Linked DNA regions of Homo sapiens: all the other regions are linked to region 2. Evidence: chromatin loops called from intact Hi-C (ENCODE). Cell type or tissue: dorsolateral prefrontal cortex. All regions are shown on one strand.

What was found. Hi-C counts contacts between places; a loop is a spot of excess contacts. Peaks named below come from ENCODE experiments on the same cell type or tissue, not always from the same donor. Only the 100,000 strongest peaks of a DNase experiment are listed, where the experiment ranks them.
Region 1: a loop joins it to region 2, with 4 times the contacts of the local background. A loop is called at or near these places in 24 of 110 quality-filtered maps.
Region 3: a loop joins it to region 2, with 2.3 times the contacts of the local background. A loop is called at or near these places in 75 of 110 quality-filtered maps.

What each region holds. Positions count from the first base shown.
Region 1 is chr19:14,216,008-14,218,507 of GRCh38, reverse strand. No RefSeq gene overlaps it. Among named protein-coding and RNA genes, the nearest start is that of ADGRL1, 11 kb to the right of the region's middle. RefSeq lists silencers at 947-1,056, 958-1,268. In dorsolateral prefrontal cortex, a CTCF peak has its summit at 972 (motif pointing left); a DNase peak (open chromatin) is centred at 987; H3K4me3 peaks cover 666 bases; H3K27ac peaks cover 589 bases.
Region 2 is chr19:14,347,242-14,349,741 of GRCh38, reverse strand. The region is part of intron 1 of LINC01841 (long intergenic non-protein coding RNA 1841); the gene reads left to right. Among named protein-coding and RNA genes, the nearest start is that of LINC01842, 15 kb to the right of the region's middle. RefSeq lists an enhancer at 550-1,428. In dorsolateral prefrontal cortex, CTCF peaks have their summits at 892 and 1,093 (motif pointing right); a DNase peak (open chromatin) is centred at 1,121; H3K4me3 peaks cover 534 bases.
Region 3 is chr19:14,199,315-14,201,814 of GRCh38, reverse strand. All of the region lies in intron 1 of ADGRL1 (adhesion G protein-coupled receptor L1), which reads left to right. Among named protein-coding and RNA genes, the nearest start is that of ADGRL1, 5.6 kb to the left of the region's middle. In dorsolateral prefrontal cortex, a CTCF peak has its summit at 1,403 (motif pointing left); a DNase peak (open chromatin) is centred at 1,457; H3K27ac peaks cover 1,491 bases.

The DNA of each region.
Region 1 (2,500 bases), 130 kb after region 2:
CAAGCCCCCACATCCACCTTAATCCCAAACACAGGATCCCTTTAGACCTGGCAGGCATTTCTGGGTTGCCGCAGACCCCAACACTCCCTATCACACTATTGCAGCTTGGATCCTGCCGGCTTTTTTCTTGGTAACAGCCTCAGAGCCTCCATATGAGTGGTCCTCTCTGCCCAGATCACCATGAGGGGGACTGCTATTTAAAGCCAGCAGGTCCCTGCCTCAGTTTACCTGTCACTTCCCCAGGGCTGGGCAGCCTTCTTTGTGCCAGGACTGGCCAGTGCCGGGACTGGATCTGTCTCATTCATTGCTGTTTTCCCACCACTCAATTCATTACACAATGAATCCTGGCCCTGAGGCTTGAAGGAGAGAGAGGCAGAGTCAGTGCCAGGTTGAATAAGCCACTTACTGGCCACACGTTCTGCAAAAGCTAGCTGGTGAGCTTGCCAGGCACATCTCACTCCTCAAAGGAGAAGTCCCTCCCCGTTGCTGGTCTGAGGGATCTGGGTCTGAGAAATCCCTCTTCCTCCCCAGAACACACTGGCCAAGTCCAAGTCCAGCAAAGCTTAGGGCTTCTTCCCTGGGATCCTCAACCCCACAGGCCAATCCCACCCCTCAATCGTCCCGGTCTTTTCCATGCATGGTCTAAATTTCCTCCAGTGGAGCCACCAGGGCAAGGCCTTCCGCCTGCCAGACTTTCCCGGACTCCCCAGTTGATCACCCATCTTCCCGCACCTCCCTCAACTCTCCGCTCCTCTCTCCCTAACACCGGGCTGTCTCCTCACCTTCTCACACCTCCCAACCTCCCTACGCATTTTTCCCTTCCTTTAAGCAGCCCCCATCTCAAACACGCTCAGCTCTCTCCCTTCACCCCCACTTTGTCCCCTCACACCCCAACTCCCTGAGCACCTGGGGAGAAGGGGCGGGGCCCCCTCACCTGGCGGCCGCAGAGCAGCGGGGAAGCGGCCCCTAGCGGCCGGGGAAGGAAGCGCAGCCCAGCCGGGCTCCCCTTTCAGCTGGTGCCTAACTAGGAATCCGCCTCCACTTAAACGCCCGCCTGCTGCTCAGGCTGGAACCCGGCGGCTTCCGGGATTCTCGCTTTCCTCCACTCCCCCGCTTTCTCCTGAGCGCCTACTATGTTCCAGGATCGGTCCTAGGCTCCGGGTAGACAGCAGTGAACAAGAAACAAACATCTCTGGACTGGGGAGTTGGTATTCTAGTGAGGGAGACAGATAAATGAATGAAAACGAAACTAGGTCAGGATATGCTGTGGGGACCAGGAGTTCGAGACCAGCCTGGACAACATAGCGAGACCCCCCCCCCCCCCACATCTCTGGGACTGGAGAGAGATAAAGGGGAGAGGAGATCAAGGGAGTGAGGAGGGTGGGGGTGTTTGCAGTTTTCTTTTTTTTGAGACAGAGTCTTGCTCTGTCGCCCAGGCTGGAGTGCAGAGGTGTGATCTCGGCTCACTGCAACCTCCACCTCCCGGGTTCAAGCGACTCTTGTGCCTCAGCCTCCTAAGTAGCCGGGATTACAGGCATGCGCCACCACACCCAGCTAATTTTTGTGTTTTGTATTTTCTTTTCTTTTCTTTTTTTTTTTTTTTTTTTTGAGACGGAGTCTCGCTCTGTCGCTCAGGCTGGAGTGCAGTGGCGTGATCTCTGCTCACTGCAAGCTCCGCCTCCCGGGTTCACGCCATTCTCCTGCCTCAGCCTCCCTAGTAGCTGGGACTACAGGCACACACCACCACGCCTGGCTAATTTTTTGTATTTTTAGTAGAGACGGGGTTTCACCGTGTTAGCCAGGATGGTCTCGAGCTCCTGACCTCGTGATCTACCCGCCTCGGCCTCCCAAAGTGCTGGGATTACAGGCGTGAGCCAGCGCGCCCCGTCCTGTGTTTTGCATTTTCAATAGAGTGGTCAGGAAGTAACATGAGCAGAGTTCAAGGAGGGTGCAAAGTAAGGGGTCCTGTTGACTCTGCCCCTAAGACATGCCCAAAACCTAACGTTTCCCCCCAGCATCCTGTTCTGGGCCTCCATCACCTGCCTGTCACCTGGATGACAGTGGTGATCACCTCGCGAATCTCCTGGCTCCCTCTCAAATTGACTATATAATTTATTTATTTATTTATTTATTTATTTAGAGACCAGGTCTTGCTATGCTGCCCAGGCTGGTCTCGAACTCCTGGGCTCAAACGATCCTCCCGCCTTGACCTCCCAAAGTGCTGGGATTACAGGCATGAGTCACTGCGCCCGGCTGACCTGTATAATTAAAAAATAATAATAATCAATATATATATAATTGATTGTATATATTATATATATTATATATATTATATATAATTGATATATATAATATAATATATATTATATATTATACAATATATTATATATTATACATTATATAATATATATTATACATTATATATTATACATTATATATTATATATTATACAGTATATATTATACATTATATAATATATATTATATTATACTATATATTG
Region 2 (2,500 bases):
TCTCGGCTCTGGCTACTGTGACCTCCTTTCCCACTGTTCAACACCCGAGCTCCTTTCTGCCACAGGGCCTTTGCGCTGGCTGCGCCTTCTACTGGAAATCCTGGCTCCAGACTCGGCATGGCTGGGGCTTTATTCTTCTCAGGCCTCAGGATAAGCGTCACTTCCTCAGAGCCCACTCCACCCACTCTACCCACAGCAGGTGCTTCAGTGACATCCCTGTATATACTTTCTCCTTCAGAACACTTACTGCACTTACTGCCATCAGCAATGATCTTGCAGCCTGTTGTCCTCTTCCTCCTCTCTTCTCTCTTCCCTTGGACTGTAAGCTCCAGAAGGGCATGGAGGTTTATCTGTTTTGTTTCCATTTTTTTTCTTTTTTTTGAGATGGAGTCTTGCTCTGTCGCCCAGGCTGGAGTGCAGTGACACGATCTCTGCTCACTGCAACCTCCGTCTCCTGGGTTCAAGTAATTCTCCTGCCTCAGCCTCCTGAGTAGCTGGGATTACAGGCGCCCGCCACCACGCCTGGCTAATTTTTGTATTTTTAGTAGAGAGGGGGTTTCACCATGTCGGTCAGGCTGGTATCGAACTGCTGACCTCGTGATCCGCACGCCTTGGCCTCCCAAAGTGCTGGAATTACAGGCGTGAGCCACCGTGCCTGGCCGAGCCACTGTACCTGGCCTCTTTTTACTTTTAGAGACAGGGTATCGCTGTGTTTCTCAGACTGGAGTGCAATGGTGCCATCATGACTCACAGCAGCCTCCATCTTCTGGGCTCAAGTGATCCTCCCACCTCAGCCTCCTGAGTGGCTGGGGTTACAGGCCTGAGCCAGCCCCATTCTGTCTTCTGTGTACTCTAAACCTAGAGCAATGATCTAGGTTTGCTCAATACACACAGTAGGTGCTCAATAAATGTTGCATGAATGCATGGACGACGAGTTCTAGCTGGGAAATGGCAGCCGGGAAAAGTGGGTTGTGGAGGAGAATTTAAGAGATGAGAGCTGTTTCCGAAACTCCTGGAGGGCCCGAGGTCCCCCGGGTTGGGGAGAAACGGGGGCGACCGTCCACCTCCCCGGGAGTCGCACGCACCTCCCCTTGGAGGCCCACAGGTGGCGCTCGCTCCCCGCGCTGCAGTGGCGGGAAGCGGAGGTGGAAAAACCCGAGCTTTAGCCCCGTCCCGGGTCTGGCTGCTGGGGTCAGTTCCTGGCCCGGATTTGGACGCCAGTCCCTGGGATCCTGCTTGGGGTCCTACCTCGTGGTAGAGGGGCTTTTTGGTCAAACGAGGGGGATCTGAGAAGAGTGGGGGTGGTGGGCTGCAGAGTCCGGGCAGCTGAGGGCTCCCTCCATCTGTCCACGCGTGCTCTGATTCCATTCCCAAAACTAGTTCAGCAGCTCCATGCCTGGGGGAGGGGGAGACGCACTTACCATGTTCGTGTTCTTCCTTAACTTTATATAGGTTAGAGCTGGGCGCAGCGCTTGGTGTCAGTGGGTCTTGGGTGCACATTTGTGGAATGGTGAATGGGTGAATCCCCGTTTTACAGATGGGGAAACTGAGGCTCAGGGAGGCGATGCGGCTCACCCAGGTTCATAGAGCCAGAAAATGGCAAGGCTGGGATTGGAGACACCAGGCCTGTGTGAGTCCAGAGTCAGCCCATTTTGTTTGTTTGTTTGTTTGAGACACGGTTTTGCTCTGTCACTCAGGCTGGAGTGCAGTGGCAGGATCTTGGCTCAGTGCAACCTCTGCCTCCTGGGTTCAAGCCATCTCCTGCCTCAGACTCCCGAGTAGCTGGGATTACAGGCACGCGCCACCACGCCCAGCTAATTTTTTGTATTTTTAGTAGAGACAGGGTTTCACCACGTTGACCAGGCTGGTGTGAAACTCCTGACCTCAAGTGATCTGCCCGCCTCAGCTTCCTAAAGTGCTGGGATTACAGGCGTGATGCTTGGCCAAGAGTCAGCCAATGTTTAAAAAACAATGTATGTTTAAAAAACATTGTATTTGGCTGGGCGTCATGGCTCACGCCTATAATCCCAGCACTTTGGGAGGCTGAGGCGGGTGAATTACTGGAGGTCAGGATTTCAAGACCAGCCTGGCCAACATGGCGAAACCCCGTCTCTACTAAAAATACAAAACTAGCTGGGCGTGGTGGCATGCGCCTGTAATCCCGGTTACTCGGGAGGCTGAGGCAGGAGACTCCTTTGAACCCGGGAGGCAGAGGTTGCAGTGAGCTGAGGTCACGCCATTGCACTCCAGCCTGGGCAAAAAGAGCGAAACTTCGTCTCAAAAGAACAAACAAACAACAACAACAACAAAAATTGTATTTTATTTATTGCAGAGACGAGAAGTCTTGCCATGTTGCCCGGGTTGGTCTCCAACTCTTGGGCTCAAGACATCCTCCTGCTTCAGGCTCCCTCAGTGCTGAGATTTCAGGTGAGCACTACCTCGCCCAGCCTAAAAACATTTTTCAATAGATTTTCTAGTTACCCAAAGTGATACAGGATTC
Region 3 (2,500 bases), 150 kb after region 2:
TCCAAGCGCGCGAGGATGTTGTGATTTGCTTTGCTTTGGGAATCCCAGGTGTCAACAGTCATCACTGGCCCACAGTGTGCGTTCAAGAAGTCTTACCTGACCCAGGTGTGGTGACTCACACCTGTAAACCCAGAATGTTGGGAAGCCGAGGTGGGAGGATTGCTTGAGGACAAGAATTTGAGATCAGCCTGGGCAACATAGCAAGACTCGTTTCTAAAATTTTTTTTTTAATAGTTGGGCATCGTGAATATGTACCTGTAGTCTCAGCTGCTCAGGAGGCTGAGGTGGGAGGATGGCTTGAGCCCAGAGGTTTGAGGCTGCAGTGAGCTATGATTGCACAAGTGCACTCCAGCCTGGGCGACGAAGCAGGATCCTGACTCTTAAAAAAAAAAAAAAATGCCCCTGCCTTCACTGTCTCCTGTTCCAAAATTTGGGGGGAGATAAAAATTCAATAAATAGATGCCCAGGCCAAAAATAACCTTGCCCCCCCCCACCCCGCCAAAAAAAAAAAACAAAAAAACTCAGAATAGCCAGTGCCCCTCCCTCAGAGGCTAAAAATACCCTGCAGGTCACAAATGATCAGGTCAGGAAGCCAGATGGATTCTCCTTCTTATCCCTTGAGGAGGTGAGGGGTCCGGGGCTGGCTTTCCCAGACAGGATTTCCTAGACGATTTCCATTACTCCTGACTTCGGCACTGCATCATTCTCTGTGGGAGGCTGTCCTCTGTACTATAGGATGCTCAGAGGCCACCCTAGCCTCTTCCCGATGGATGTCAGTGACACCTCCAGCCCCACAGTCGTAACACCTCAGAAAGTCTCCAGACATTGCTAAACATACTGGGATCAGGGGCAGAATTGTCCTGGGTTGGCAGTGATGGCTGTAGAGTAGAGGTTGCCAGTGGGAAAAAGTGGCCCACGCCTGTAATCCCAGCACTTTGGGAGGCTGAGGCAGGAGGATCACTTGAGTCCAGGAGTTCAAGACCAGCCTGGGCGACAAAGCGAGACCCCCTTCTTTACAGAATACAAAATTTAAAAATTAGTTGGGCATGGTGCCGCACGCCTGTCGTCCCAGCTACCCGGGAGGCTGAGGCAGGAGGATCACTTGAGCTGGGAGGTCAAGGCTGCAGTGAGCTGTGATCGCGCCACTGCATTCCAGCCTGGGCAACAGAGCAAGACCCTGTCTCAAAAAAATATATACGTAAATAAAATAGAGTAGAGGTTGGCTGACTTTTCTGTAGAAAGCCCGATGGTAAATCCTGCAAGCTTTGCGGGCCGCAGACGGGTTCTGTGGCCTGTTCTCTTTTCTCTTCTTCTCTTCAGTCCTTTAAAAATGTAAACACCATTCTTAGCTCACCAGCTGTACAAAGGCAGGCGGGGGCCTGACCATGGTTGGCCGACCCTGCCCCAGAACGCCCCCTAGTGGCTTCTGGGAGTGAAGGCTGGGCAGAGGGGCGGCCCCATTTGGGGAGCAGTTGTGTGTTTAAAGTACAAGGCGAGTCCTGCACAGTCTGTTCCCGGCACCTCCCTGCTCTCACCTCCTCCCACTCTCCTCACCAGCTCACAACCCGCTTCCTCGATGCAGCTGCCACCGTTATTCAAACATATAGGCACGGTCCAGCCCCAGGGCCTTTGCACGGGCTGTGACCCTGCCCAGGATGCTCTTCTAACTCTCCTGAACTGAACACCTGCGTGCTCCTCTCTCAAATTCACAGGGGTTTGCTGAAATGTCATCTTCTCCAGGGGAGATGGCCTTTCCTGATCATCCTGTTGAAAATTGCAACAGCCGGGCACAGTGGCTCATGCCTGTAATCCCAGCACTTTGGAAGGCCGAGGTGGGTGGATCACCTGAGATCAGGAGATCGAGACCAGCCTGACCAACATGGTGAAACCCTGTCTCTACTAAAAATACAAAAATTAGCTGGGTGTGGTGGTGAGTGCCTGTAGTCCCAGCTAATCAGGAGTCTGAGTCAGGAGAATCGCTTGAACCTGGGAGGCAGAGGTTGCAGTGAGCCAAGATCACGCCATTGCACTCCAGCCTGGATGACAGAGCAAGACTCTGTCTCAAATAAATAAATAAAATAAAATAAAATTGCAACAGCCGGGCACAGTAGCTCGTGCCTGTAATCCCAGCACTTTGGGAGGATGAGGCGGGAGGATCGCTTGAGTTTGAGACCAGCCTGGGAAACATAACGAGGCCCCCATTTCTACAAAAAAATTAAAAATTAGCTGGGCACGGTGGCACACGCCCTGTGGTCCCAGCTACTTGGGAGGCTGAGGCAGGAGGATCCCTTGAGCTCAGAGGCTGTGGTGAGCTATGATCCCACCACTGCACTCCAACCTGGGCAACAGAGTAAGACCCTGTCTCTAAAAATACGATTAAAAAAAAAAACACACACACTCCCAAACCCACACACACTCATAGCCACTTTTCCTGGCTTTATCTTCTTTCACAACACTGGTACGCTATAGAATCGACTTTTTTGTACCCAGCCCCTCAGTG